7 separate regions of the Mus musculus genome follow, and all the other regions are linked to region 2. The links are chromatin loops, found by intact Hi-C in ENCODE. Cell type or tissue: gastrocnemius. All regions are shown on one strand. Each heading gives the region's core, and the rest is flanking DNA. Links, peaks and the distances in the headings are about the cores only.

Region 1 (4,391 bases), core at 292-4,291, 900 kb before region 2:
GCTTTGTCCTTCCCTCTGGGTTCATTTGATTATATATATATACATATATATATATATATATATATATATATATATATATATATATATATATATATATATATTTTTTTTTTTTTGTCACTGGAGATGAGGGATTGGACTTCATGAAGAGAGCCAGAGCAGGAGTCTTACAGCCTCTGTGGGGATCCATGCATTGATGTGTCTTGGCCCCAGGATGTTCATCTTACCCATAGGACGATGTTGGTAAGGATTTTCACCATCAAGTTATCATCCTTCTCTTAGTAGTTAATACGCATTTTGGGGTGAGAAACCTTGGGACTATGTAAATATACTGATTCTCCTCAATCACCCTTGATTTTCACACACAGGGGCAGGTCTTGTTTTCAGCCATTAATTACGACTGTCTTATTTGTCTAATGTTGGCTTTATATTTTCTTCCTGTGTTCAGCATTCTACCATAAGCAATAGCTCTCTCTCCTACCATTTGAAAATGTATTTGTTTTTATTATTTATACTGACCTTGACAGGTTGGTATAGTGATGAATAAAAGCTGGGAACTGTATTATGTGTGCTAAGATCTACCAGTCACTATTTTCATTGCCCCCCAAACAATCCTGCTCTAGCCATGAGGAGTCCATGTTCTTACCGCCTTCTTCTTTTTTTTTTGGATCACATCTGTATTTTCTAGAATGATCTTCTTGTACTCTCCATGCACTGGCTTCTTTTGTGAGAGGTAACTAGCCTTTCCCACATTCTTAAGCCTGGCACTGCTATCATTCTGAGGGAGTGGCGAGACACAGTATGGACATGGTGGCTGGAAGACAGCTTTGTGGAGTAGATCCTCTTTCCTCTCGCTTTTATGTGAGTTCTAGGCAGGCTTGTGCAGCAAACGCCTTGACCTGATGAGATATCTCATTGGCCTAACATGGCTGGTTGGATATCACTGAGTATATAACTCTCCAGTAGGTATTGGAGTTACGTTTTGCAAATGTGCATTCGCTGGCTCTATCGGATCCACACACAGTGTCTCCGTCAGCCCCCGAGTTCCTCCCTTCCTCACACTGCTGTACCCTGGTCAGTTCTACAGCATCTCTAGCCCTTGGGAACATTGTTTTGTGTTGTCAAATATTCAGCCGTTCTGATGGGCAAGCAGTGGTTTTAATGAGGATTTTTCCACTAAACCCCAAATGGTGTTGGTTACCTCTCTTTAGATGTTTTTGTTTTTGTTTCCCTCTCTCTCCAGTGCTGGGAATCAAACCCAGGACTTTGCGTATGCTAGACAAGGGTTCTACCATGAAGCTACACGCCACGCTTTCTCTTCCAACGTGTGATCCTTGTTAACCCTTTTGCTCATTAAACACTAAGGGGTTGGATGTTCTTGTTCTTACGGTTTGCAGATGTGTGGCTTGCAGCGCCCTCCTCCTGCTTTCTCTCCTTATCTATGCACACCTTGTAAATGAGGTCATCATTTCAGTGAAATTCAGTGCATCACCACATCTCCCCGGTGGCCAGTATTCTGTGCCCTCTCTCACTCTTACTCAGCCCTCGCTAACCTCCTGCTCTCGAGGAGTTCCTCCCACGTGTTCTCATGGAAGCTCTGCTCTCTGCTTTCAACAGCTGGGGATGGTACATCCAAAAGGAGTGAGGTGGATGTGTCCAGTGTCCCCGCTGCCCTGCAGTCACTTGCTGTTGGTCAGGCGACACAAGCGCATCTGCTTCTGCTTCTGAGTTTGCTCTTTGTACGGATTTTTCCATGGTCCTTGCTCATTGGCTTTTTACCTCCTGTTTCAACAGCTGCTCACGACCACGTCCACTCTTTCCACAGTTTCAGAATGAGGACATAGTTTTATTTTAAAAACAGTAAGACATTTATAAGAAGGAAGAGAATTCTCTGCATACACTCCCCTGAGTATCATCTGGCCTAGGGAACCACTCCACCTGCAAAGCTCTCATGCAGGTGTTCTCTGCCCTCACCAATAGGTGGCGCTGCAACATGCAGAATACCTCACAGAGGACTGCTAAACAGCTTACAAAGCTTATTATTATTATTGTTATTATTATTATTTTAACTTCCTGACCAATACTGGAAGATACCAGTTTAAACCTTCTTGTAAGCGAGGAAAAGAAAAGAAAGGGAGAGGAAAGGAAGAAGGGAAGGAAGGAAGGAAGCAAAGCAAAGCAAAGCAAAGCAGTTTCTCTCCAGGTCTGAGTATCACACCCAACATTATACCCAGAAAGCAAGGAGCAGCTGCACCGGGAATTATGGGAGCTTGAGGGTGTGGTGCCCCAACAGAAGATAAGAAGGGAAGTCAGGTAGGCAGGGGGGGAATAACAGACACCCCCCACTCTTTGTGAAAGCCAAATTGCCCGCTCTTAGAGACACCACACAGAACGGGTTGTGTCTGCTTAGCTTGAGGGTCACAGCCGGCTTTTGGAAGAACGTTGCCTGCAAGGCGCAGTGATGGAACAGGCCTTTGCATATTTCCTTCATGCCCCTCCCTCTTTCATCTATCCCCACTCGTGACCTATTCTTGAGGGTTCCAGAACTGAATTCTGTTAGAAAGCTAGTCCAGGCTCACAATAAGTTACACTTCCAGATATGATGTGGAAGGGCTATTTGAAAACCACTTTTAATAGTAAGATTATAAACAACTGTTCGGGGACTGCAGCCTGGCAGTAGAGCACTGGCCTAGCATGCCCAAAGCTCTGGATTCTATCTCCAGGACCATGAAACAAAACAAAAACAACCCCATGCAAACCAAAGTCTTACAGATCTAATGTCAGCTAACTGGATGTTAATTTCCCTGCTGGGATTTTTTTTTTTAAATAGCTTAGGTTCTTTATTTCTTTTTGTATGTTAGCTAGGAGTTCATGTGCACTGGGCTCCAGTGACCCAGGCTCCTTCCCGTCGTCCTTACTGAGTGATCTTGTCTGGGCGGGGCAGGCTGGAGCAGCAGTTGGATACAGGGGTTTTTCTCTCTGGTTTCCTTTCGGTTGTTTCCCTTCCGTCATTTCAGGAAGCCATCTTGGCTCGCAGAGCGCTTGATAGGCTCAACCTGCACATCCATTGGCAGGGCTCTTGCCTTAACTCACTCGCTTACAAAATGACGCCTACGACGTGCTGAGTGATATAGTAGACTCTTGTCCAGGGCAACGCTTACGGGGTGTTTCTGTGTGAGCAGTGCCCATTCCTCGGATGGTGACAATATCACCCTTCTTGTAGATTTGCATGTACCTGGCTTCCTTCCCCTACAAGTCCAACTCTGTATTTCCTAAGAGGCCTGGAGAACATAGTGTGTGTGCCTATTCGATGTTAGTACGTGTCATCATGGCAAGTTACTGGAAGATGGCTGCCTAGGCCGGGGAAGAAAGGCTGCTGCAATTCGATCCACTGAGTACGGTGAACGCTTCTTTTGAGTCTGACGAATAAGAAGGGGGATGGAATAGATTTCTGAAGCATCGAGTCCATGGATAGGAACGGAGAGGAGACAGCGGTGAGGGAGGGGTATAGTGCTCCTCACAAGACAGACGGGGAAGACTTAGGTGGGAGCTGGGATGTTCTGGAGACTCTTTCCAAGGGACTGAGGAGAATTCAGGGCTTCCACTGCCTGAGGTAAGGGCAGGGAGCAGGGGATAACCCGGCCTCTTACCCACTTGCCACATAAACTTAGGGTGGTCTGGTCTGCAGAAAAGCTCATTGCCCTTCAATCTGGGACTGATCTTCTCATATGGGTCTAAGGATTCTCCTCAGAAACACAGCGTATGCTCACACCCTTAACTGGCCCAGATGTCTGAGCACCTTCCCCGACTGCCATGCTCTTTAACTGCCTGTTCCGTTAGGCCAGTTCAGCTGGATAGTTAGCTGTACATCCCTGCCAGTGAGAAAGTGTGGGTGAAAGTGCTCTGGGAAGCAAGGCACTCTCTCCTCGAGGCTCTCAACGTTGACAGCATGCAGGACTCATCCAGGAGTTCTCCGTGCACAGATGCCCGGGTACCACGTGGAGACTGGGAGTTAATTGGTTTCAGTGTGGCCTGAAGGCAATGCTTACTGCCACTGTACACGTCCCATTGGAAGCATCTGGCTGGAGGCTTTTTTACATTTTAGCACCTACTACAACTGTTGCCCTAGATGTCACCCTTAGAGGACACTGGTTCTGCGCTTGTCAACTTTCAGTCCCTGTAACAAACACTGGAATTAAACAGTTCATATGGAGATGACGGCCCACAGCTCTCCATGACTGGCTGGTCCTGTGGGTTCAAGCCCGTGATGAGGCATTGCACCACTGGGGAAGGCATGTGGCAAAGGATGGAAGACACAAGAAGGAAGAGCGCAGAGTCCCAGGTACCAGGACTGGACTATTAGATTTAAAATGGTGAATTAAATCAAACTCTGT
Region 2 (4,391 bases), core at 181-4,180:
TTTTTTTCTGAATAAAATCTCTTGCAGAAGGAAACATGCCAGCAAAGGAAAAGGATGCTTATGTGTCGATTTATTAGATAGGGCAACCGAGTCCCCACTAATGGAAGCCATTAGAAGTGTAGTAGCCACTTCAGAAATCCATTCACTCAATTCCTCATTCGCGTCTCTTTTGGACAATAGACTCACAAGGACATCTTGCCCTGCAGTTCTCCCTTGCATCCTATTTCTATGGAAGGTAAAATCTCGAGAAGAAAGCAGGGTGACGTCATAGGGCCGGGTAGCTGGGAAGAAACCGGCAATCCTCCTGCAAAGAGAGGAAGTCAGTTACCATGCCACAGTGCAGAAAAATAAGAGGCAATGAGTCAAAGGGGCTCCTTACTGCAGGGGGGGGTGTTCCACACAGCCACTGGATACTTATGTTTCAATGGTTCATGCATTTCTTGATGGTCACGGGTAGGGGGTGGGGTATCATGGGAGAGACAATGATTCTGCTGTTTTCTGTGGGCTCCAAACCCATCTCCTGGCCTGATTCAGCACCTGTCAGTTTTCTTCTTTCTGTAGCGTCTCAGTTTAAAACTCTATTTGTAGCTCACAGTTTCCTTTCTGTTTTGTTTTAAAGTTCTTGGTTTTGTTGAGACAAAGTTTCACATAGCAAGGGCTGGCTACAGATTCACCCTTGTCAAGGGGGACCTTAATCTCCAGACCCTTTTGTGTTCCAGGAAGCCAAGATTGCAGACCTACATATACCACATGCCTGGCTCGGTTTACAGTGTTTGTGTGTGTGTGTAGTCATGTACATGTCTGCATATGTGTCATATGTGTGTGCACATGAGTATGTGGTTTGTATGTGTATACGTGTCATGTGTATGATGATGTGTATTTCTTCTGTATGTATGGTATGAGTGCATCTGTGTCTTTGTGTCTGTATGGTTCTGTGTGTATATGTGGTATGTATGTGGTTTGTTTGTGTGTGTATGTGAGGTGTGTGTGTATTTCATGTGTATGTGTGGTATGAGTGCATTATCATGTGTGTCTGTTTATACTCATGTGTGTGTGTGTGTGTATGTGTGTGTTCATGTACACATGAACCTGTCATCACGCATGTAGGAGTCAGAAGTCAACCTCCAGGGTCATTCCTTGGGTGCTGTCCTCCCTGTCTTGGGAGACAGTCTCTCCATTGGCCTGAAGCTCACTGATTCCCCTAAATTGTCTGTTTGTGAGCACCTGAGATATGTCTATTTCTATTTCTCTAGCTTTGGGATTACTAAATCGAGCTGCCATGATTGGCTTTTTAAAGTGTTCTGGAGACCAGTCTCCAGTTTTTATACTGACACAGCAAGCACTTGTCTGCCTGAACCACGCCCTCTCCTTCGGTTACAGTCTAGATCTCCTTCTCTCCGTCCAGATGGAGGGAAGAGAGCCTACTGACCAGCTGCTCTCACACCAAGAACTCAGTGATGCGTGGGGAGTGCCAGTGGCTCTGGAGATTTGTTAGATGATCCAACGAATAAAGGAATGAGTGAGTGTACCATTGCCCCCAAACCCTCTGCTGGTGTTCTGTGTGTGTTCAGCAGGCAGGAAGCGAGGTGCTCTCTCCTTGTGAAGGGGAAGTAAGCCCCAAGCTTGCAGCCTGGTCACCTAGATGTCCACCTAATGTTCTGGGACAGGACATTTTTATGTTCTCTTACTTAATCCCACTTGCCTCGGGCAGGGTAACAAGTAGTTTCTGCATCTTAGGATGAGCCTGCTATAGGCTGGCATGCCCTTATGTTTGAAGAAACCACTGGGAGCCATTAGGAGGGGCAGCATCTCTGCAGGTGAACACAGAATTTCTGTTGTTTCTGCCCAGCTTATACCCTGACTCCCTCAGAACCCTGCTCTAGGAAAGAAAGTAACCATGGGAGAAGTCTGGCTTCCTATTACCCAGTTGGAGTCACACAGTAGGAAGCAAATGAACATGGTTAAAGAAAATGGAGTACATTTCTGCCTTGGCGGAGAAAAATATATATAAATTTTTAAATGCACTCGATATTGTCTCTTGGTGGTGGTGGCTTTAGGAGTGGGACTCCTGAAGTTAGAGCGCCACCTGCTGTCCGGTTATAGAATGGTTTTGAATAGATGCCTAGAGAGCTACAGTTTTGGACACAAAGGTCTGTGTTACTGAGACAGAAAAGCACACGTATGTGACTGCCTGAATCATGTGGCTGATTCTAAAGCAGGGGGATTTCCACAAGTCTGAAAAGACTCTGGGAGAGGCATGGCCCTGTGCAGCCAGAGGCTGCATGGAGAAGCAGATCTGAAGGGTGCCCACACTTTCTAGAAAGACTTGGTGACTGAAACTGGAACTAAACGGGTAATAGGCAGAAATAAGCAATTATGTCTGCACATTGGATACAACCTTTTCCATGGAATCACTGAATTCTGTGCTTAATGGGTGACCTAAGGGGAGCTTTGCCCATGGGTAAAGTCATTCTCTTATATATGCTATTTTAGGGTGTTGGAGAGAATATAAAGGCTGTGGAATTACAAAGTATTGGTAAAGGTGATGTGAACATCATTGGTTTTCCCCCTCCCTGAGCAGAGGTGGACACCTTTCTCTACCATCCCTAACTAGAAACGAAACTCTCCTAGGCAAAAATGAAGCACAAGATTAACATAGAAATATCTAGAAAAGGGAAGCAGGGTTGAGAGAAGAGCTCTGTCGAGAAAGGACCTTAGTTCTGGTCCCACGTAAAGAGCCAATATGCTCATGTGGACTTATCTCAGAATTGGGAGGCAGAGAGAGGAAATTCCCTGGGCTCCTTAGCCAGCCAGCCTAGCCTCCATGGCAAGTTATTAGTTCAGTGAGAAGCATGCCTCAAACAAACAAACAAACAAACAAATAAACAAAGGTGGGTGTCTTAGTCAAGGTTTCTATTCCTGCACAAACATCATGACCAAGAAGCAAGTTGGGGAGGAAATGGTTTATTTGGCTTAAACTTCCATACTGCTGTTCATTACCAAAGGAAGTCAGGACTGGAACTCAAGCAGGTCAGGAAGCAGGAGCTGTTGCAGAGGCCATGGAGGGATGTTCCTCACTGGCTTGCCTCCCCTGGCTTGCTCAGCCTGCTTTCTTATAGAACCCAAGACTACCAGCCCAGGGATAGCACCACCCACAAGGGGCCTTTCCCCCTTGATCACTAATTGAGAAAATGCCTGACAGTTGTATCTCATGGAGGCATTTCCTCAACTGAAGCTCCTTTCTCTGTGATAACTCCAGCTGTGTCAAGTTGACACAAAACTAGCCAATACAGTGGGGATATGGAATGATATATCGCTCGGCAGTTAGAACATTAGTCACCCTTTGAGAGTGCCCAGGTTTGATTCCCAGCCCTTGCCTCACAACTCACAACCATCTGTAACTCCAACCAGAGGATCCAATGCCCTCTTCTGGCATCCACTGGCACCAGGCACAAACGTGATACAGACCAAACACCCATACACACGAAATAGTAATAACAGTGGTGCTAATGACTGGCAGCATCTGGCCTTTGTAAGCCACACAAAAACTCATAGGTGCCACACGTGCATGTACCCACACACACCCAAATGAAGGAAACACAGGTTTACATGTCATGTGTTGCTTCAAAAAGCAAAGGGCTTAAAATTCAATCCTCCCCCAAGACCTGTTTGGGGATATATGTGTGTGAACACTATGTCTTGTGACATGTTAGAGCTACAGATAAAATCCAAAAAGAAACGGTTGATGAAGGGGGAAGTCAGGGGTCGTAGGAACTAGAAGAGACAAAGTCTGCCTCATGGTGTGTGTGCTCTGGAGGGCTGATGTTAGATAGCTGCTTTGGTGAGCTCGACTCTTCATTCTGCCAACTCAGTCCCTCAGCCCTCAGTCTAGAGAATCTGGATATGGTGGGACGATACATGGTCTCGTATGTAATCAACCCTTTGGCTTTTTTCAAGGTTTTACTATTTCCATTTACTTCCTGTGGAATTTATGTCACACACACACACACACACACACACACCTATGCAATGGCCATGTGACTTGTCCCTTGTCCTACTAACACTGAAGTGAGCCCCCTGTGTGCATGTCACCTCTCTAACTACCATTAAATTCCTCTCAACCTTATTAACTGGCACCTGAATGGAATCAAGTGGCATTTGCAGACAGATGCCAGGGGACCCTAAGTGCTTCTAGTCTCTAGCAATTGAATTATGTGCGGTAAAAATTTGATGTCAAGGATGGGGTTTTGTTGTTGTTGTTGTTTTTTGGTTTTTGGTTTTCTTTTTGTTTGTTTATGCACTGTAATTTTCTAAACAGAACATCTGCATGGCTAAGTATGACATAGCTGACTGACGGTCAAGCAGGGTCCAAGTGAGCCTGCCACCATTTA
Region 3 (4,391 bases), core at 202-4,201, 83 kb after region 2:
TGATCTATTTTACATAGATCACATAGCACCTCAACTTGGGGTGGCATGGAGGCCTCCTGGACATCACTGGAAATCAGTCTAATATCTTTGAGTCTCACATCTATGTCCAGAATAAACAAGTGTATTGTGGAATCTAAAAAGGGTCTGTCATGGGCGGGATGCTATTGGATCCTTGACCCCAAGTCCAAGATATAAAAATATTAAGGGCTGTGATGTGTGCCATGCACCCCACAGGAGCCTTTCTGGCACCTTCTGCTGGATGCTGTGAGTCTTGTCTCTTAGCTGTGACACTCCCAGTCTGTCTCTGCTATGTCCTGGTCCCCCTTTCTTCTTATCTGTGGAGACACCAGTCATTGAGTAACAGCCTGCCCTACTCCTGTGTGACTCCAACATACTTTCATTACAGACGCCAACAGCTGATTTGCAAATGAGCACAGGGTCTGAGGTACTGGATTGAGGCCTTATGTGAGTGGCCAAAGGAAGGGGCAGTGCCCAGCCCAGGGAGGTCTGGAGGAACTTTGCTGGCTCCTTCCAAGACCCTCACAGAGTGTCTCTGCTGCCTTTCCTGGCTCAGCTGGCTAATTCTCAGCACTCGTTTCAGCCTGGTGGGGTTGCTCTCCATGGCGTTGGTGAGCTCTGCTTTCTCTTCCTCAGCCAGCTCACCCACTCTGCTTCGGGAACCTTTTCTAATCTCAAGTTCAAGGTTGTCTCCAGTCCTGTGCATTCCTTCAGCCTCCCTCCCCCACTGAGCTCTCTAAGAATGGCAGCCTGCAAGGCTATTAACTAGTATGGATCCTGACAGTTAGGTTCTGGACTCTTTGGTGACAGTGACCAAGTCATCAGGCCACCTGCCCATGTCCTTAACCAGTTCTCCTAAACCCGGCAAGAAGGGATGCTGCAGCCGGTAGCTGAGCTCCAAGGAGACCAAGCATTCCCCCTGCAGGGTAGAGGAAGGCAGACAACCTCATGTGACAGAGGGTAGATGCTTCCAGAGACTAAGCCGGTCAAGCAGGCACCATCAGGGAAGCTGAGGGAGAAGGTGTGGGGATCGAAGGCTCTGATTGGGGAAGGGCGTCAGGAAGGTTGTGTGGAAGAAGGGAGGGTGTGAGAAGAAAGGAGATAGGAAAGGAAGCCTGCTATGGAGAGGCAGGGGAGCTTCTTTAGTTCCACTTTTCCTGTAGAATCCTCAGAAGGACCCAAGGAAGGAATGGGGCTTGGGGGATGAGCATCATCTAAATGGTAATGTGCAAGCCACACAGAAGCTATACTGTAAGAATTCTCTCTCTGTGTGTGTGTGTGTGTGTGTGTGTGTGCATCTGTCTGTCTGTCTCTGTGTGTATGTGTCTGTGTGTGTGTGTGTCTCTGTGTCTGTACCCCAGTGTCTGTCTCTCTCTTTCTCTTTCTCTCTCTCTCTCTCTCTCTCTCTGTGTGTGTGTGTCTGTCTGTCTGTCTCTGTGTGTATGTGTCTGCGTGTGTGTCTGTCTCTGTGTCTGTCCCTCTGTGTCTGTCCCCCTGTGTCTGTCTCTCTGCTGTTTCTCTCTCCCTCCCTCCCTCCCTCTCTGTGAGAGAGAGAGAGAGAAAGACAGAGAGACAGAGACAGGGAGCTAGAGCAAAAGAGACAGGCACTGAAACAGAGATTTCTGCTAAAGACCAAGGAGATGATGGAATGAGTCTCTGATGCCAACACAGGAAAGCATACTGTCACAGTAAAACACAACCAAATTAGGACACTAGTTCTGATAGAGTGGGTTCTCCAGCTGTGTGGATCAGCAGCGCCATCTAGTGGGGCATCGAGCTAAGAATCACAATCTTGAGCTCAGGGAAGTCCGATACCCTTCACACCAAAAACTAAGATGACTTCTCTAGAGTTCAGTGTAATTTATTTTAGGTTAGTCTAAAACCCTAACTAGAAAACTCTCCATTTTACCTCTAACATTACTGGGAGGGGTTCTGGGGCTCTGGCTGGCCCAGGCACACTCCATCAGGGCACCTGGCAGGGGGTATCCACAATTATTTGTGCATACTCATGGTCCTGTAAGAATCTGCCTCTTACTTTGAGTTCTAGAAGATTATTTGGGAGAGAACCTTGAGCCTGCTTAGAAATGTTTAGATTTACGGTTTTTGTTTTCATTTTAAAGAAATGGTGATCACTATGTCTATGGTCACTGTTATTTATCTTTGACTGTGGGTGCTTTCTGGACAGTCTTCCCCAGCTCTTGGACTACCAGCTTTGGAATGTAGCTGCTGCATACCTATTGGCATTTCTGAGTCTGCACCAGCTCTCCCAAAAGACTACCTTATTTCCCAACTAGCGGGGTCATCTCCACCCACGTGACCTGTAGCCTAAAGTTACAAACATCTAATCTCAAACTCCTCTCCTTTTCCTTTCTTTAGTTTAGCGCAAACATCCACCCAATCTCTGCACCGGCGTTCTTGGAATTGCTTGTCTCTGTCTGGTGTCTTCTCTCAGGGCCACAGCCGCAGCCTTATAGAAGCACAGGACAGGGATTTCGGAGAGTCCAAGGGGACACATTGATCACTCAGGATTCCAGCCAACATTACCTCAGAGTAGATGTCAATAAGTGGATAAATGACTGTCAAGTCAAAAACATGTCCGTTTAAGCAGCTGTTATATTTAATGTTCATTCATATTTGATTGCATTAAAATTGTGTGATTGTTATATATTATTATTATTCCTTCTTGAGACAACAAGCTTTCTCTATGGACAGCCCAGGCTGCCCTCAGGCTTGAGAACCTCTTGTCTCTGACTCCCCAGAGCTGGGATCATGAGTGAATGCCACCACACCCAGTCTACCTATTTTGTCAGAGCACTTGAGAGTGCAGGGTGGTCATGGCTCACCAGAACCTGAGAACCATAAATTAAGTTATTGAATAGTTGTCAAATAATTCAAAAACAAAATAAAAGAACTTGTTCTCTGAGTTTTGTAGCCCAAATTTTATGATACACTTCATGTGGGAAGTCACATAGAAAAACTTAACAAGATTGCCAGTTTTAGCAGATTGGCTGGAGCTATTCAAGGTTCTGTGTTGGGGACTCAAAGGCTCAATGCTGAACTCAGGCACTGGTGTCATCTGCACTGAGATCAGGAGAGTGGACATATTCAATAATGTGGTAACACTGCCTCATACCGCCATTTTGAAACCCAGTTGTTCAACAATTTTTATTTATTCTTACTAAAGAATAAATAAAAATTGAGCATGAGCCAGGCAGTGGTGGCGCACACCTTTAATTCCAGCACTTGGGAGGTAGAGGCAGGGGGATTTCTGAGTTCAAGGCCAGCCTGGACTACAGAGTGAGTTCCAGGATAGCTAGGGCTACACAGAGAAACCCTGTCTCAAAAAAACAAAAAACAAAAACAAAACAAACAAACAAACCAAAAACAACAACAACAAAATTGAACATGATAGTTGTACCATTAATCCCAGCATGCTGGAAGCTGAGGCAGGAGGATCATAAATTCAAGGCCTGGATAGGCTACAATAGTGAGCTCAAGGCCAGCCTGACCTAGTGGATGAGACAGAAACAAAGCTAAAACCAAACCAAACATCCCCAAAGAATGACATCTTATAAAGGAATTATGAGATAAATTGTGTTATATTTTCAAGATAAGTACTCTTATCTTATGCCACTACCTCAGCGAGGTGCTTCGTCTTCCTTTTGTCCGTGTATGTAAGTAGCGGGATGGGTTTCTGCACATGCGTCCTGATTCTGCCTTCTGTGGCATCACGCTGGTGATAGCCACAGGGAGCTATTTCAACCACAACAATTGGCAGACATTACAAATCAAGACTTTCCCCTAGAAAGCTGATGGCTAAAAATGTACAACACACATACATCATGCTTGTCCAAAGGAAGAAAGAAGTGGCACTAACCAGTGGCCAGTGCTTACAGGTTTCTCTCATGTGGCTGCTGTTGTCCTCATTACTCTCTAGCCATTATTTAGATGTAAATGTCTTGATGTTCATGCCTCTAACTCTCACATCAACCCTGAGCCAAGCACTATTGTGATTCCCACTTTATAGGGGAAGAATCCAAGACACAGGTGTGCTGGGAAACCTAATCAAGGGGCTGGAGAGACTGCTCTGTGATATGGAGCACTGGATGCTCACCCAGAGGACCTGGGTTCAATTCCCAGCACAGGCATGGCAACTCACAACTGTCTGTTCCAGGGGAATGGACACCATCACACAAACATACATGCAGTATATAGGAATTTTTTTAAAAAGGAAAGAAACTTAATTAAAAGCTCATTGAGTGATTAGAATATATGTGTGTGTACATATATATGTATATTTATCCTAGTATATATAATTACATACTACATATCATATTAGAATATTGTGATGGTTTATATATGTGCAGCCCAGG
Region 4 (4,391 bases), core at 174-4,173, 110 kb before region 2:
ATAAAAGTGACCTAGCCAGTGCTTTAAAATATTGGAGTCTTTTTAAAAAAGTAAACCTAACACTTCCTTTTGAAAAACAGTGTTTTCCAGCAAGAAGCAGGCATTAATGTTGTTTACTTTTTATGCATTTGCCTCTTAATTCTCAAAGTAAGACAGTGACAGAGTCATTAAAATAAAGGTTTAAAAGGAGCCAGCAACGACAATTGAACTAATGCTCTCAGTAGCCCAACCCAGGTTAATGGATCTCTTCTCTGTACGCGCTGTTGAAAGCCATGAAACATCTCATTTATAAATCTCATGTTTTTTTTTTTTTTTTTTTTTTTTCATTATGAGCTTAGCTCAGCTTGTAACAACTCTGCTCACTGGTATTTTCAAGATCCTCACTGCTGGTCATGGGGCTGAGAATGGAAGAGAATTTCAGGGTACATGCCCACCCCCTCACTGTCCACGAAGTGGAAGAGAAGAAGAGTGGACCTTGAACAGAAGGGACAGTGTATCTGGAAACACAGTCATGGTCCAGGGTCCTCTCATCCTGAACTCCTCAGCACAGTGTGTGCACACAGGTGCCAGGCTCCTCTGCATCAATCCATTGTCAGGCTGCCATTTTTGTACAGTGTGTCTAAGAAGTGGGTCTCTCTTCCCCATAGATCTTTGTCCTCAAATGCTCAGACTCCCCACTTGCCTTCGGCCCTGCCTGTTCCTAACTGGCGTGCTGCATATGCAAAAGACGTTCCTGGGAAGATGCTAGGCTCCTCCCTAACCTCGTGTGGGGAAGGTAGTACCTGTGAATGATACAGGGCTGGGTCCATCAACACAGCTCTCAACTCCTCATGAGAACAGGAAGAAAACACTTTGGACTTATGAGGAAACCTGTGGGGGAGCAAATAGCATGGCATCTGCAAGGTAGATAGAGAGCTGACAGAGATGGTCAGGGTGCTGTGTGTGTCAGAATGTATGCTGCTGCTCACTTCAAATACATCAAGGGGGGTGGGGTGGTGGTGGTTTTGTCTGTTTTTCTCTTGTAGTCTGGGGGTGGAAGCCAAGGCCTTGTACACGCTAAACAAGCTCTCCATCACTAAACCATCCCCCATGCTCCTTTTACTTTCAATTTCAAGGTCACACTGAGCTGTCCAAGCTGACCTTGAACTCACTCTCAAGCCCATGCAGGGCTTTACCAAACTCAGTCCTCCTGCCTCAGCCTCTAAAAGACCTTGGCATCCAGGCCTGGCTATGAATGATTCTTAATAAAGACGTGCTTTTAACCATCAGTGCTGGGGGGCGGGACTGGGAGGTACAGCTCAGCGGTAGAACCTGGGCTTCCAGAGCAGGGCGCACACAAACAGAAAATCCCCTTCTTAAAATAAAACGGTGCAGGGAAACTGGCTATGACGGGAATCAGATGATAACCACCTCTAAATGAGTGGATCTCTTGTTTGCCAGTAGAATAGTTAGCTCCTAATAGTGTTTTGTGCAGTTTTAAAAGAATCCTCATAAGGCAGTTTTAAGAGTACAAAGCCACCTACCTACATGAGAGGCAAAAAGGATTTGAGTAACAGCACATTTTATAAGACTGTAAGGGAAGTGAAGAGTCTACCCTTCTCTCAGGAAAGGACTGGAAACCCATCTTCTACGTGTAAGACAAAAGTGGAGGGTCTCTTACCTGTGTGCTGACTGGAGGCTCTATCCCAGCTTCCAGAAAAAAAAAAGAATTACATCTTTAAAAGCTGACTATTTTCTTTTACCTACTTATTTCCTATCAACTTGATATCTAAAAACATCTAAGGTGTGCAATGGTCTCTTTTTCAAACTGTAGCATTGACCAACTATCATAAGCCCACAAATTAATGTCTGTCTTTAAGTCTGTGTCCCTGAGTTTCCAGGGATGTGTCCCACCCCAGGGCTCCGTTTTCAGTTTTCACGGATGCCTAAAGCATTTGAGCCTGACACTGCCTGCTGGCCTAAAGGTCAGGCTGGATGTAGAAAGCACAGCTGAGGGGGCTGTGCCTGTGTGGATAGCACTTCTCTGCTGCTAGACTGCAAAGTGGAAGAACCTGTAGACTAATTCTCCACAGATTCAATTAATGGATGGAATTTCACACAGCAAACAGAAAGACCTGTTATTCCCTCTGCAAACTCAGTGGAGTCTTGAAATAACAGAGTGCGGCGCCCTCTGGGGAAGGCACTGTGCATAGCAGGAGCAGCCCCATTGTGACAAGAAGCAGCTGGAAGCTCCTAGAAAGGTCTCTGACCTGACTCCTACCTAGTAAACAGAGCTGTCATCTCACAAGCCCTACTGACCTCAGCCCCTCCCTCTTGAGATGTGCAGCTTCACAATCTTTTTTCTTTTTCTCTTCACTCTTTTCTCTTCCTCTCCCTTGGAAGTTCTCTTGTTTGTAAGTGTGGCCCCGGGAGAATGAAGGATGCAAGTAATTTAATGACCAGAAATTAGGAAAACACTTTGGAGTTCCTTTCTTAAGTCTTTTCCCCCAGGGTTTTCATTGATTCTTGGTGTAAACGGCCTATCTCCCCCACCCCCTTTCGACCTGTTGTAATTTCATAAAATAAATATATGTTTTATGCTTTTTTTTTCCCTCTATGAGTCTGTATTTCATCCATGTGTACAATGAAGGAAAATCATCAGGAGCCTGTTTGATGGTGGACTGGAGACCAGAGGGCAACCAGGTGACCGGATCAATGCACCATGACACACTTTACAACCCAACATGCCTTTTTTTTTTTCTACTGGAAGCTAAGAGGGACAGGGTGCTGCTGAGACAGGTACGTGGCTGCTGAAAGCAGACTGCATGGGTGTTAATTCAATGCCCCCCACTTCCTGGGGGCAGCCTTGGACGAGGCTTTGCTTGTGGAGGACAGTGCAATGTCTATGGTGCACAGCTAAAACACTGCCCAGCGGCTGGAAGCGCATCAGAAACCAATGATGACGTGTGAGCAGCTCTAACCGGAAAACGGCTGGGTTGGCATTTTCAGAACGTTGCTTCCGCTTTCTGTTCTCTATATATTATGGCGCTGGTGCAGCACCCAAGGGCCTGGGGTAGCTAAGGGAAGCAGTCTCCACGTATACTCTCAGCCCTTACATCATAACATCTGGGAACATTTTCCATTTTGTGACTCTACTAGCTAGAAGCAAGGTTTATGATTTTATTACAGGAATCTGCATATCGCAGCATGGATAAACACAAAAAGAAATCTGTGTCATCTGAAGAAGCCATGAGCCTGAGGGAGCAACACAGATTTGCGGTGTCAGAAATGGTTGTGGAAACAAACAAACAAACAAACAAACAAACAAAAATATCACAGCCACCTTTGCAGCCTGACCTGGAACTAGAAGTATCTGAAAGTTTAAATTAATTAAGTCAATTAAAGTGATCTAATTTGTTAAATTTAAATAATTTAATGGTTGGTTAATAAGTTTTAATTAATCACTTTAATTTGAAATAAGTCAGGAATAAAAACATCAAACAACTAATGTTTTTGATAGTAAAATGATGTGGTTTTTATCCTGTCGTCTGGAACAAACCAGAATTTCGATCAGGTGGCTTGGTCTAAGGATTGCCTATTAACTGACAACTCCTTACTCTTCGAGGAATCTCAGCTGAAAATGAAATAGAGTTAGAAGCAGACACTGAAATCTAGAAGAGTAGGGATGGCGCTGGCCTAGGGGAGCATCAGTGGTTTAAGCCTAAGGAGAGGATACACTTAGTGTGTGGTGAAAGGCTGCTTGAGTAGGCGGGTCTTGGAGAGCAAGGCTTGTGATTGGCACAGGGTAGAGGAGAGTCCCACCTACCTGCCCCACCTACCCAGCGACAAATAGGATGAAACTAAAGGCGGACTCCTGCACATGAGAGAGCATGTGTAGGAAGCATATGTGTGTATGGATCAGGCGCCTGTGTGTGGCCCAGTGCTTATGCACAAGGCTGGAAGAGGAAGAAGGGTGTCCTATATCAGTCTCTGCCTTGTTTTTTTGAGGCAGAGTCTCTTACTGAACCAGAGCCTGCATTTTCTAGTGGGGCTGGCAGCCAGCAAGCCCCAGGGAGCCGGCGCTGGAGTTTCAGGTGTGTTCATGACTACCCCTAGATTTTCTGTAGGTTCAGGGACCTGAATTCAACACCTCCTCTTGACTGCCGAGCCATCTCTCCAGAACTGCCTGTCTAGGTTTGTTTCGTTTTGATTCCTTGAAAAATAATTTACAATTCGTTGAAAGTTTGGAAATTTAGGGCTGTTTTGTTTTTGCCTTGCAGGGGGGAAAAAACCCCAAAGCAAATATGACTTGAAGTTTGCAAAATAGTCTCCACGGACAGAGAATGAATGAGCACAGGGAGAGATCCAGCAGGTACCCCGCAGTGCGCAACTTGAGCTCAGGGCTCTGGTGC
Region 5 (4,391 bases), core at 130-4,129, 1.0 Mb before region 2:
GGGACAAATCTGTTTACCTCATAGAACACAGAAAGCAAAGACAGAGGGAAAAGAGGGGCTGGAGTTTCAACATTCTCCTCAGAACCCTCAGTAACGTTCCACTAAGCTCCACTGCCCAGGAGTGCTAAGGGCTGTGGCCCAAACCTTTAGGAAGCCTTTATGGAACAGTCTAGATCCAAATGACAGAAATGATTAATAACAACAACAAACAATTATGACAGTTTACCACAAGAAAAGTTACATGGATACTGTGTCTCTCTCAATGTTACTTTTCATTTAAAAGAAAGACTTTGTAGCTTTCCATTGGCTCATTAAAGCTACTCTTGTGCTTTGAGACCATTCGGGAAATAAGGCCAGCTAAAACTCAGCACCGTGAGATTATGACATTTTATCTGATAACTCAGATTTAAAAATTATAAAATCATGCATATAAAAATTTAAATTAATTATATATGACATATATGATATATAATATTTATCATCATAAATTATATATAATTAATTTATTATTTATTTTAAATTTTATTTACTAATTTTATATATTTATAATTTATTATTTATTTATGATTAATTTATTCCGTGATATATGTATATATTCCATTATTTAGATATATACATATATATGCATATGATGGAATAAATTAATTGGCTCAAAGTGGTTTCCATGTAACTGAAGAAACAAAATCTAGGAGGGAGGTGGTGGTGGTGGTAGGGAGAACTAATCTACAGAAGAAACAAACCAAACCAAAACACCCCACTAAAAACAAAGCCAAGCAAATGAACAAACACCTGGAACCAGCCTGCAAACTCCCACCAGGGATAGGAGTGATTCATCCTTTTTTGGCACCTGTTCCATTCCAACTTTATGCAATGAAAGCATGTTGCTTGTGAATAGAAAGTACAATTAGCACTTACAAGGGAAATGAGAGTGGCATAGGTTTATGCCGCTGAAGTAAAGTCACTGACATAGACCTCTTCAGGGACAGCCCGGCTCCCTAACCCATCTCTAACAAGGGTGGCTGATTTTCTTTCCAGGCACTTATATCAAATGCAGAATTTTTATCAAGTTAAACAGAAGTCCCAAGTCTACCCGCGGAGTCATTGTGCATCTCAAATTGTTATCTGTTGTCTCTTCCAGAGAATAGGAAGCTGCAAGCTCATTCAGCGTTTCTAGAAGTTACCATGCCACTCCTTTGAAAGTGGATCAATAAAGCTTTCTATTAGATTTTTCTCCCAGGTACACAGCAGTCATAATTAACAACCTCAGCTGTCATTCAAGCTGGAGCTCATCAAATCTAAAGACCACAGAGTGTGTCCTCTGACAGCGCCGTGTATGTCTTCCTGAAAACAAGATAATGCCAGGCCAGCGGGAGGCCTATAAATATTGCATTCAAGAGCACCGACATTGACCTACAGTGTCTGACAGAAACATAAAGAATGGATGGCACTGACACACTCTTCTGCGATTTCTATTCCCAAAGGTAGCAGCATCAGGCCCTGAAAGGCCTTATACCTATCACGAATCTTCTCTTACCACACAGAAAAGGCTAGAACGCTTTTTCCCCTAGCCTAGTTGATAAATTGGTTCTGTAGAACCCACACAGATGAACGTGGCTTTCCTTAAGTCAGAGAGATTTCCCAGAGTTGAAGATTCTTGTTACTTCTTAAACCCACCCTCTCCTCTCCAGCTGCACAAGAGCCCTAGACACACTTATACAGCACCAGGAGGAGACATGGCTTTCAAAGACTCACATAGGAGGATTCCGAAGGCACACAGACTGAGAAATGCCCAGGGCAGTCGCTTCCCTAATACTGCACAGGATCACAAGATGGCGCTGTCACCACAGCAAAGATGCTTAGATCCATTTCCCTGCTGCGGAATTCCTGGCGGGAGACTCACCTAGGCCCAGGTAGGAATGATGCCCTGTCCTGGTTCCATGTTTGGGGATGTTTGTATAATTAAAGTGTGTGCTTTCAGTTTGTGACTCGGCCACTCTAAAGTGTTAACAAACAGTACGCCCACACCACAGGAAAGCCCACCTGTCAACATAGTTTTCATACCGTCGCTCTGGGCGGCATAAAATTCTTTCCTCCGTAAAGAATACATAAATGGGGAAAATAAACTGTACTTAAAACTTTGGAGCATTTTTTTGTTCCATAAATTCTAATCATATCCTAATCATAATTTTCAAAGTAGTATTTTTATTTTTACTACTCACAGTTCCTTCCATCCAATTCACCTGCAAGGTCCTTATTCACCACCTCAGTTGGGCTGCTCGGTTTTCTTTGGTCAACTTGATACAAGCTAGCTTCATCAGGAAGAAGAGACCTCAATTGAAGGGATACCTCCATCAGCTTGGCCTGTGGGCAAGTTTGTGGGGTATATTCTTCACTGATGACTGATATGGGAGGGCCCAGCTCCTGGTGGGCGGGACCATCCCTGGGCTGGTGGTCCTGGTGCTATAAGAAGGGAGCAAGCCACTAAGTAGGACTCCTGCATGGCCTCTGCTTCAGCTCCAATTCCCCTCAGTGACAAACTCCAATTGTAAGCTGACATAAATCATTTCTTTCCCAAGCTGCTTTTGGTAATGGTGTTCATCACAGCAATAGGAACCCTAACCAAGGCACAAGGACAGAGCTCAAGCAGGGCGAGTGGTGAGTTTCCTGACAGCTCATAACAGCACAGTAGTCACGTAAGACAGATTATTTGCTGGGCTGTTACCCCCAAAGGTACCTTTCACCCCCCTCAGACAAAGAGGTCTGGCACACATTCACTAAGTCCTGGAGCAGGAGAACCCTAGTAGGCAAGTTACTGTGCCACTCCTTTTTAAGTGTATCAATAAAAGCTTTTTGTTCCGATTTTGTCTAAGGTACCTGGCAGACAGGGGCGGGGAGGCTCCCAGGAGCTTCCAGCTGGGAAGCGCAGCAGGTGCTCAACCCACGACTCCAGGTGCAAGGCCCACACCCACCTTCATCCCCATCTGCCCAGCACCTGTTCTGGGAGCCCCTTGCTGTCCCTCGAAGGGACTATACTTCACAGATTCCAGCTGGAGGACAGTGACATGGCTGAGAACCTCTCACAGGGGAGTAGAGTGTACCAAAGTGAGTGAACAGGACAAGATGTGGTGGTAAGAGTCACACTGTCACCAGTCTCCAGCGAGGTCCTGAGGGATCACATGACAACCTGTCCTATAGCAGCAGAGACTGGTGGAAAGGCTCGTGTGAAGGTATAGAGATGGACAAGGGCACAAACGGACTCCCAGGCATGGCTCCTTATGTGACTGTTGTGTTGTATCAAGTTGTCTAGAAAAGCACCCCTCTCTCCCCTCTCCCTCTGACTTTGTGCCTTGGTTAGTGTTTCTATTGCTGTGGTAAACACCGTGACCAAAACACAACCAGCTCTGTGGTGCACAGGCGGAGGCAGAAGCTGGGCTCTACAGTGTTCAACCTTACCTAACTGCTCTGCAGACAACATCCTGTTTGTTACTGATGAAAGATGCCGAGGTTCGTAGTGATTGTCTGCTTTTGTCCAGCATCACACAGGACAGGAAGTTAAAAGGTTGGAAAAGGAGGAAGGCCTGGGGAGACTAGCAACAGCCGGAAACGGAGGACAGAGCTCCAGGTTCCAGCAAACTTGACGTTATGCTGCACCTGAGCAGCCTGCCCATTGAGCCCCGTGACCTCCATTGTGCCTCAGACCCACAGCAAGGTCTTGGTGGGGTAACTGGGACTCACAGATGTTAACTCCAAGGGCTTTGCTGCCGAGGAGCTGGGGTGTGGCTCCCTCATTAGGCTGTAGGCCACCCTCTGCTCTGTGCGCCCCTCTCTCTGTGGCCCTTGCTTCTTTCTGGAACCTTCTGTCTGCGGCACACTCAGGGCTTCGCCCGTTTCCTCCACAACTCACTCTACCTGCTGGGTACCAGTTGTGAGAGTTAAGAGTGACTACCAGATTTGCAGGATCTAGAATCACGGAAGAGACAAGCCTCTGGGCATGTCTATGATGGAGATTCTCGGCTGGGTTAACTGAGGTGGGGAGCCCAACCCTAAATGTGGGCTGGAGTCCCAGACGGAAGGTAAAGGAAACAGAGCTGAGCGCTCATCACTGTTTCCTAACGATGGATACAATGTGACCGGCGGCCTCAAATAAACCCTTTTTGCTTCTTTGGCCTCTCTCTGTCTGATATTTTGTGTTGCAAGAAAAGTAAACAATAAACATGAAATACAAATAGTGTCCCCAAGGGAGGATTCCCTTTCTTTTGTGGGTCTCTGGGATGAGCATTCAGCGCCAAAGGACTACAGTCCCGGGGATAACACAACAAAGCCAGAAACGCTGCAACGCAAACCTGGTTTTGGACAACCACCTTTCACTCCCTAACCTCGGCTCAGGGAGG
Region 6 (4,391 bases), core at 179-4,178, 420 kb before region 2:
TATATATATATATATACACACACACACATATGTATATACATGTACTATACATATATAACCTACATCTTGATTTTAGTTCAGAACGCACCCTGGATGAGACTTACAACCTCCAGAGCCATAACCTATGAATATCTTTCCTTATTTAAGGCTAAGAAGTGTACAGTGGTTTGTTATAGTAAACACGAGAAGCCAACGTATCTGTCTAGAACATTCTTCCTTGCTCCATCCCCCTACCATCCACCGTTGTCATCCCTGGATGCTCAGAAGCAATATTTTAACAGTAAGTTGCCATCACTGCTATCAGCAGTTAACATTTTCAAGAGGTGCTGAGCAAGAGTTGTTGAGGAAGGAGTCGGGTTTGGAGCTACGCCTCAGAGTCACCACAGCGGAACGGTGGAGGTTGGAGTCTGCTTTGCGGTCAGCAATAGTTTTCTATCGTTCTAATGGCCACACTATGATTAGAATCACCTCCACGCTTACATGGAGCCATGGGATGGTGACTCCCTCGGAGACCTGGGTGCTGGGAGTGACGGTGTACACCACATAGCAAGAGAGCCTGATGCATGGGAGATTTTCAGTGATGGTGTGATGATGCTCTGAGAGATGCAGTCAATAGACAGATGCAGAGATGCCATTCTCTCTGTAGACCTGTCAGGCTAACTTAATGCAGCCACAACCCAAGCCAATAGGAGGTTCATGTCGATGGTTTTAAGTCTGTCAGTTTACAACTCAGATTAAACGCTACACATTCGTAGAAACAAAAGGGAATCCTAACACAGAATTATAGTAGAGCAAAAATAACAAACTCTATTTCTATTATGCTAGTGCTCTCGGTCACTAGTTTTTCTTCCCTGCCATATGGTTCAGTGATGATCTTCAATGCTCAATACCATTTCCAGCATCCACATTAATACTTTCAATAACCGCAGTCAGGGAGCATACTGTCATCTGTACTTGTCCACAAACAATCGTTGAAAGCCGTGGAAGCCTTTCCTAAGCTAATTAACACAAACTCCTCAAGCGGTCCTGGGAAAGAGACAGCATCCTGAAGCCTGAGTGATGGTTGCCAATAGCAATGGACTCCAAGCCAGCACGCAGGATGGACAGACAGACCATGCAAGGTGAGGTGACTCTAGAGATGAGGACCAGCAAGGGATACCTATGCCTGTCTCCAGCTGCAAATGGTAGAAGAAAAGTTCAGAGAACGAAAGAGGGAGGAGGCTGTGGTATCCGTGAAAAGGCTATGAGACCAAGGAGAAGGAACGAAACGGGGCATTTCTGAATGGGCTTGCCTGCTACACTTGCTAACACACCAACAGGCTTGTGAGCTCTAGAATCATCATGGATCTTTCTTTCCCCCGGGCAACTCTTCAGCATGTTTGGTATGGCATTTTCATGCTCACTTGGCTAATGATTGGAACTGCTTGTGCAGGGAGTCTGGACATATTCACTGTTCATGCCAATCATGGGGACACTGCTCTTTAAGGGCCTGGGGACATTTTACAGACAAACATCTAACTTGACTCTTATGGATAAGATCCTGGTTTATATACACTCTCCAAAACTCGACAGTCTTTGAGGTCCATCAGCTCCCCTGTGTTCTCATGGCTGCACACTCACGACAGGAGAGGCCAGTAATAAGGGAACTGAGAAAATGCACAGTACTGACTTCATGAGTGATTACTGAGATATCGTAAGAAATCTTTCCTTTCAGGAACAGGGGAAGACATGATCTCAAAGAATATGTAGAGAGGCTTTTCAAATCCTTACATGACTTTAGTAAGAGAATGGGGAATGCATTGGTATAACAAGAGTTAAAAATGTGATTTTTAAAATTAACACTTAGCATTGTACCAAAAACTATCCTGGAGAGAGCTAAAACCACATCCCCCAAGAGAGGGCAGGTAACACCCAGAGAACACAGGAGTTGGAGTGATACAGAATGGGGGTCCCCTGTTATAGCAGGAGTCAGTAACATAAGCAGGAATGGTATTCCTTAACAGAGGAATATAAAATATGTACATTATTATACTCATGGCAGACATCAGCACTAGGGGGAGAGCCATGTCCTCTGGCCCTGTGCCAGGGGCAGGAATCATGTCATTCTGTCCCCACCAGGGCCATGCCCACTGGCACCCCTGGATGTGTGTGGAGAACAAGGGGGCACTGGGGAGGAAAGAGGAGGATGTACAAACTGCTTGGAATCAAATTCCTTTGTGCTGGAAGCCTTGCCCAAGACTGAAGCGTCCTGCTGGCCTAGTGTCAACAGTTGCTACATAAGACAAGCACTCTTGGTCCTGTGGCTCAGCTCCTATGGTTGGGAACAGTCCAGGAGATAGTTTTGGATCAGGGCTAAGTTCTCTATGGCTCTTGACTTCATGCAAATTAAGGATGACAAGAATGACTGTGGCTTATCAACTTTCATAAAAAAAAAACTGAATCGGGGTAAATATTTATGTAGGTGTTCAACCTAATTTTAGAGAGACGGTAATGTCACTGACATAAACTCAAAGAGATGCTTACCAAAGGCTGTGAATGGGAAAGGGTAATTGGGAGTTGCTTAGCCAACGTCAGGGCTCAGCTCATTGTCCCGAGGGGCAGCTAAACCAATGATGATGATGATGACCTCAACACTATTTAAATGCACATCTGTATGTTACCCAATCCCCTGTGATTAGTTGTAACAAGCCATTCTCAGAGGCCTGCACTGAGGTCATCACTTCAGTAGGTCACATAAATAGAGACAATCCACCACATCGTCTACAATACTGCTGACATTTTCGTCAAAGTCCCTTGGAAACTTCAGTAATTAAAAGATGCCTCCACTATCAAGAAGAGTCACCCTAAAGGACTTCTAAGCAAAACATGGCTGAGAAATGACTGACCTGGTGGGGGGAAGGGGTGTTGAATCAGGCAAACCAGAGGACTTTCAGCCACGGTGCATTTGTACCAAACATAGCCAAAAATGATTGGCATCAAGACTGGAGAGTTCAGTGGTTAAGAGTACTTTCTGCTCTTGCAGAAGACGTGGGTTCGGTTCCCAGCATCCACAAATAGTAGGTATGAGAATAGACATTGGTAGATTACAATAGATGCTTTCACCATGAAAAAATGTCTGAGAAGATGCTGCTTTTGGTATCATTTCAACAAAAGCCATTCTTCCAGCTTTAAGGCGACGGTTGAAATGACATACTTGGCTCTTCTGTTTGTACAGACACAATCATGGGAAACACAAATTGCTCACTACATTATTACATAATCAAACATCTCTGAAATATCTAATTCTGACTACCCTATTTTTCGGGTTCGTTGAGTAGGCCACATTTTTCTGAGAATGTCAATGACGGAATTAGTCTACACATTTACACATTTTAAATTCCATGCTTTTGCTGGGACTGCCCTCCCTAATGACAGACTCTGGTGGCTTGACACCAACACACCTGTGTGATTTTCATTTCAAGACTCAACAATGGATTGTTGCCAGAAATAACTAAACAGCATTAATATAATTTATTTGAACTCTCAAAATACCACACATTCTTAACCCTGAGTAGTTAGTTACTTGTTACCAGTTAAGTAGTTACTTGTTACCAGTTACCAGTTAAGGCAGCATACACAACACTTTCTCATTTGAATAAATGTTTGCGCCAATCCCAGATAATGAATGATAACAAAAAAAATCATAAAGAAAAAGATCATTAAGAAAAGCTAATGGGCTCTAGTGGTAGATCCATTGGCCAACACTTGTCTTATAATAAGTCTGAGGACCTGGGCTCAACCCCCAGAATCCACAGAGAAAACCAGGACTAAGAGCAGACACTAGCAATCTCAGTCCTGGGGATGGAGACGGACATCTTGGTGGGGCTCACTGGCCAACAGGCCCTGACAACTTAGCACAAGGCCAAGGAGCGACCCCATCTAAAAAAAGAACCAAAACAGAAAAACAAAACAAGGTGGCACCTGAGGAACAACAGTAGATGTTGTGTTTTGGCTTTTGGCCTATGCATGTGTGTGTGCACGCATACATACACACATGCATACATGTAAACATACATCATTCCAAACCATTCCCCTTAAATAGTCATTGAAAATACTTTTATCATAACTTCCAACAGGACATGCAACATTTTGTAGAATGCAATCGTGACATAAAATTTAGAACCTACTTTCCCCTCCGTGAACATTACCTGCTGTTTTGTTTGTTTCTGGCCTCAGAATTGAAACTCGGGATATCTTGACTACTCGACAGTATCTCTCTCACTGAGCTCTAACTCCAGCCCTAGGAGTGGCTTTAAATATCAATGAATGCATGTGGACAGCCTCCTGTTAACAACTTCAGAGTATTCTAATAGAAAGCAATCCAGACCACCGCAGTCACTGAAAGAGAATGG
Region 7 (4,391 bases), core at 209-4,208, 230 kb before region 2:
AGTTTTACATTTTCAACATCTCCCAACAATCGTTTTTACACAGCCTTTCATTTCCCTTCTCCCCGCTAACATACAAGGATAATTCTAGATTTCCAAATAGAAAAGGAAAGGTGTTTCCATCCATACCAAAACACAAATAGAAATGACTTTCCCCCACCCCACCCCCCCACCCCCCGCAGCAAGAGGAAAATAAGGGTAAATGTTAGCTAAAGTTTGTTTTGCTAGTTAAAAGGATCCTTTAAGGATCTTTAAGAAGAATACCACTGAACCATACAAATACTTTTGCCCACCTCCTTAGACACGATTTAAGACTCTGCCACAATGACACTTGACACAGCTTAAATTTAAACAAACCCCATCTAAGAGACTTAGGCATGCTAACAGAGAGAAAACATCACCTAGGCCTTCAAACTTGGCTTTTAATACCGAGTTACGGGGCTTCCAAAGTGACACACGTTTACTTTATTATTTACTAATAAGAATACAGCCAAAATCTGTATCCACTTTTTATCAGACAGCTGTGAGTGCCTGCATCAACACCTCATCTGCAGTGAGATGGCCACACTGTTAGGGAGAAAGTAAGTAAGCTAGAGGAAGCGCGTTTCTCTACCGAAGTTGTCAGTTTGGGTTTCGTTCAACACATTGCACAGCTGAGTAGCAGCTCCTCTCCCTCTCTACCACCAACTATGCGCAAGGGTCTTGCTGCTCAGCACCAAGCCTGATGTAACCTATGTGCCTATTCCGTGCCTATGAATACAAAGGACTAGCATCCCAGGATGCCCAGAAAGGCAAACCTGATGCTTCCACTGGCCAGAGGTCTATGTGGCTTTAATGTCTGTAAATGGTACTCCTTACTTTCATGAAAGTTCCTTTCACCAATATTCTTTTTTAAAACAAATTTATTCAGCCTTCCCGAAAACACATAAAACCCCATTTTGCAATTCTTGTTCAAGGTTAAATGCGGCCCTTTTTATTAAAAGAGAAAGGTAACACTCCACTGCCACCATTGTGTGTGGACATTCGTGAAACTAATAAACACGAGGCAGTGTGCGCGTGTTGTCAGCGTTTGCCAAGCATCCACGTGCGTCCTCCTGGGACAGAAGATACCAGAAGCCCTGCTACTCTGTGCCACCCACCTTCGGTTTTGCTCCTGACCCCTGACTCTGGTCCAGATCCCTCTGTCTACACCAAGAGCTCCTCAAGGCTCGCGAAGCCTGGGTGAGCACAGCCTCCGGTTGGCTTGATGCACACAGCCAGTACGTGCCCCCTCCTTTCAGCTAGGACCCCCGCGCAGCTGAGCTGGGTTAGCAAGTTGTCCGGACCCGGGCTGCACACCTTTAGGGAGGCCGAGGATGGAATCTGGGCGCTCAGCCACAGTGGCGAGGGCTTGGGGAGCAGCAGATTCCTCTAGGATCTCAGAAACCTCCCGCGGTGCAGAAAGGGAACGCTGGCACAGCGAAGCCGCGCCACAGAGGGGACCCGCTGAGGTCGCCCACCGCGCCGGGCAGGGGGCGGCAGGGATGTCAAGTTTGGGGTGGTCGCCAGCTACACCTCTAGGTTTGACGCTCGCCGCAAGCTCAGCTGAGCACTGGCAGTCCACCGCGGCTGCCTCCAGGGTCGAGAGGCCCGCTCAGCGCCTACTCCCGGCGGCTACAGCTGGGAACTTTAGGCAAAGTTTTCTGCCCTTCCTGCCCAGGCCGCCCAAGAACACTGAGCCCCCATGCACAAGTCCAGGCCCTGAGGGTACAGGGGCCGAGATGGAGGTCCCTGTTTCTGCGCCCGTGCTTGTCCTGCGGGCTCCTGCGTGTACTGTACGGGCTCCGTGGCTCCACAGCTGTTTTCCTCCGGCCATCCGCCAGCCCGGCTCACCCGCTACGCGATGCCGGGTCTTCCCTGCCCCTGCCCGGCCCTGAAGCTCGCCTCGGACTTCTCCCACCCGGGTGTCGCCTACGTCCCAGGCGCCCCGGGAACGGTAGTGGTGTCTCGCTTACCTGAAAATGTTTCTCCGGCCGCAGTTAGCAAAAGTCCAGCTAAAGTCACCAGGCAAGTCCCAAGTGTCCTCATGGTGCTGAGTACGCGCCGGGCCGCCTCGGGGCGGCGGCGGCCGGTAGCCTCGGGAAGCCAAGGGAGACCCGAGCCTAAGCTGCAGGCTGCCAGGGTAGACGCGACAGCAGCGAAACACCAGACCCCAAAGTGACAACAGTTGCACAAGTCCGAAGTCCCGCGGCTCCCGGGCGTGGGGACGGCGTCCTGGATCCTCCTGCCCTCCCGCTGGCCCCCGCTTAGAGTCTGGCGCCACGGGGAGAGAGAGCGGAGGGCGCGCCCGCGGAGCCCAAATCCTCGCTGGGATCCGGTGATGAGCCCGCCTAAGCGCTACCCCTAATCGGGACCGAGCCGCCCGCGGCGCCGTGGCCGTGGCCGTGGCTGTGATCGCGCGCTTGTAGCCCGCCGCCTCTCCCACAGCCCCAGCCACCTCCGGCAGTGGCGCGCCGATGGCCGAGCCCGCGCAGGCTGCGCGCGGGGCTCCTGCTCCGCGACTGACTGGCGATGCCCCGCAGGCCGGCTGGAAGGAGCCCACGTCACGGCCGGGCCGGAGCCGCCGCGGCCCGCTAGAGGGCGCGAGCGCCCGTGTCCCCGGCCCCGGGCCAGCTCGGCCTGCGCGGCGCCTGCGGGCTCTGTGGGGCGGCCACCAGCAAGATGCGGGCGGGACCCGGCGGGCAGGAGCAACCTCCCGGGGCGCCACCCTCGACCCTAGCTCGCCTCCGCAGCGCCTCGGGTTTCCCACGCTGGCCTCGGGGACAGGGACCGCGCCCCAGCCAGAAGTTTGTCCCGGGTCACGGACGGCGAGTAGTTGGAGCGCGCCAGGCACGGGGCGGTAGTGTCCCGGGCGGTGGCGGTGGCGGCTGGCTTGCGAGCGCCGACCAGGAAGAAGCCAGAGCCGCCAGCGCCCAGGGCCGCTTGATCTGCTGCTTTCAAGGGACACACAAGCCTCTGTGCCCGAGCCCCGCGCCTGAGAAGCAGGATGCGCTTCTGCCGCTCCACTGCGTGGTGTCGCCGCCAGTGCGGCCCGGAGCTAGGAAGACAGCAGTTGCATGGAACCATGGATTGGGCAGAACCGAGGATTTCTGCAGCTGGTGCAAATGGAGAGTGTCTTGAAACATTTTAATTTGCCGTTTGGGGTCTGAGACGACTATTTTATTAAGTGAACACAAACGCTATTAATGATTAAATTAAAACTCAAATTCAAGATTTTATTTCATTTTATTTTATTTTATTTTATTTTATTTTATTTTTAAAAGCCGTTCTTCATCTTGCTCAGAGTACAGCCATTAGGGCACCTGTAGGTTATTTACCAAGCTAACTGCGGGCCATGCTGGTTAAACTAAGATCCCAATTTGTGTTGTGATACATGCAAGTAGGTTAGTGCTCAACAAGAGCTCTTACATTGCTTTCCCTGGGGGACCTTTACACTGTCTTTGGCTGCTTAGTGGTGCTTTAAAGACCAAAGAAATAAGTGACTCTCCCACTCCTCTGGTTTAAGGCTCTCTGGTGGCCCCAGAACCGGCCAAAGATGACGTTTGCGATCATCTCCCAGGACATATGTGACCCAGTACTTTTATGTCTTCCAGACCAAACACAAGACCAGCTTGTTTTCAGGCAGGAGTCCTCATGAGGCCTTCCATTCATAAATCTCAGTGTTAACCATTCACTTGCCACTATCCTATGCCGCCACTAGCCTTTATCTGAAAACGAGCCTGCTGGGCTTCTCCTGAACTTGGAAGGGAATTTTTGAAGTCTCATACTTAATTCAAAAGGATCAACAAGTGACAGAGGTTTAATCCGCCACTTGATTTTCTTGATGAAATTATACCTTATAAGATAATTGAGATTTGCTTTTTAAAAGCGAACGGTGACAGACACACCCCCCACCCCATTTTGATGCTTGTGGGTGCATCCGTAAAAAAGGTAAAAACCAACTGCGCTCTCATTGCTTTCCCGTAACATCTTTATGTTGGATGAAGAGATTGATATCATGTAAAACTCCATTCCTCACATGCGTCAATTCTTAATTATGTGTCAATTCTTTCTTTAATTAATAATTAATATTTTTTTTTACATTCCAATTGCTGCCCTCCCCCTCCCCAACAATACAATTACTGCAAACCACAGAGGAGGCATTGTGCTAACTGCTGAAGGCTGTTTTGGGCTGGTGGCTCCTTGAGAAACAGACCCTGGGCTAGGGTGACTTTGACTTGAGGTGATTCCCAAGAAGGAGAGAAAAGAGACTAGGGACAGAATGAGGACAGTGTCTGGTGTACTTGAGAACAGGATGTCAACTCAGCCCCCCTGGATTTAGGTATCTAACTGCTGTCACCACAGTCTACCCTAGT

The links. A loop is a pair of places that touch in the nucleus more often than their neighbours do. Peaks named below come from ENCODE experiments on the same cell type or tissue, not always from the same donor. Only the 100,000 strongest peaks of a DNase experiment are listed, where the experiment ranks them.
Region 1: it touches region 2 in a loop (9-fold over the local background); 16 of 42 quality-filtered maps call a loop at or near these places.
Region 3: it touches region 2 in a loop (7-fold over the local background); 5 of 42 quality-filtered maps call a loop at or near these places.
Region 4: a loop joins it to region 2, with 5 times the contacts of the local background. A loop is called at or near these places in 8 of 42 quality-filtered maps.
Region 5: it touches region 2 in a loop (8-fold over the local background); 15 of 42 quality-filtered maps call a loop at or near these places.
Region 6: it touches region 2 in a loop (2.1-fold over the local background); 6 of 42 quality-filtered maps call a loop at or near these places.
Region 7: a loop joins it to region 2, with 5 times the contacts of the local background. A loop is called at or near these places in 19 of 42 quality-filtered maps.

What each region holds. Positions count from the first base shown.
Region 1 is chr17:66,678,882-66,683,272 of GRCm38, forward strand. The region is part of intron 29 of Ptprm (protein tyrosine phosphatase, receptor type, M); the gene reads right to left. Among named protein-coding and RNA genes, the nearest start is that of 1700016K05Rik, 33 kb to the right of the region's middle. In gastrocnemius, for the core only: a CTCF peak has its summit at 1,965 (motif pointing right); a DNase peak (open chromatin) is centred at 1,976.
Region 2 is chr17:67,583,283-67,587,673 of GRCm38, forward strand. The region is part of intron 2 of Gm36201 (predicted gene, 36201); the gene reads right to left. Among named protein-coding and RNA genes, the nearest start is that of Gm36201, 44 kb to the right of the region's middle. In gastrocnemius, for the core only: a CTCF peak has its summit at 2,083 (motif pointing left); DNase peaks (open chromatin) are centred at 1,447 and 2,095; H3K4me3 peaks cover 326 bases; H3K27ac peaks cover 654 bases.
Region 3 is chr17:67,666,419-67,670,809 of GRCm38, forward strand. No RefSeq gene overlaps it. Among named protein-coding and RNA genes, the nearest start is that of Lama1, 29 kb to the right of the region's middle. In gastrocnemius, for the core only: a CTCF peak has its summit at 1,776 (motif pointing left); a DNase peak (open chromatin) is centred at 1,773.
Region 4 is chr17:67,471,178-67,475,568 of GRCm38, forward strand. No RefSeq gene overlaps it. Among named protein-coding and RNA genes, the nearest start is that of Gm36152, 110 kb to the left of the region's middle. In gastrocnemius, for the core only: a CTCF peak has its summit at 2,172; a DNase peak (open chromatin) is centred at 2,178; H3K4me3 peaks cover 483 bases; H3K27ac peaks cover 1,520 bases.
Region 5 is chr17:66,576,391-66,580,781 of GRCm38, forward strand. All of the region lies in intron 2 of Themis3 (thymocyte selection associated family member 3), which reads right to left. Among named protein-coding and RNA genes, the nearest start is that of Themis3, 16 kb to the right of the region's middle. In gastrocnemius, for the core only: a CTCF peak has its summit at 1,825 (motif pointing right); a DNase peak (open chromatin) is centred at 1,837.
Region 6 is chr17:67,163,824-67,168,214 of GRCm38, forward strand. All of the region lies in intron 2 of Ptprm (protein tyrosine phosphatase, receptor type, M), which reads right to left. Among named protein-coding and RNA genes, the nearest start is that of Gm52313, 120 kb to the right of the region's middle. In gastrocnemius, for the core only: no CTCF peak of the experiment used is centred there; a DNase peak (open chromatin) is centred at 2,129.
Region 7 is chr17:67,351,966-67,356,356 of GRCm38, forward strand. It overlaps Ptprm (protein tyrosine phosphatase, receptor type, M), which reads right to left and starts at 2,494. Exons shown (of 31, transcript NM_008984.2): 1 at 1,992-2,494. The coding sequence starts at 2,064. In gastrocnemius, for the core only: CTCF peaks have their summits at 1,643 and 2,607 (motif pointing right); DNase peaks (open chromatin) are centred at 1,490, 1,907 and 2,717; H3K4me3 peaks cover 3,419 bases; H3K27ac peaks cover 3,576 bases.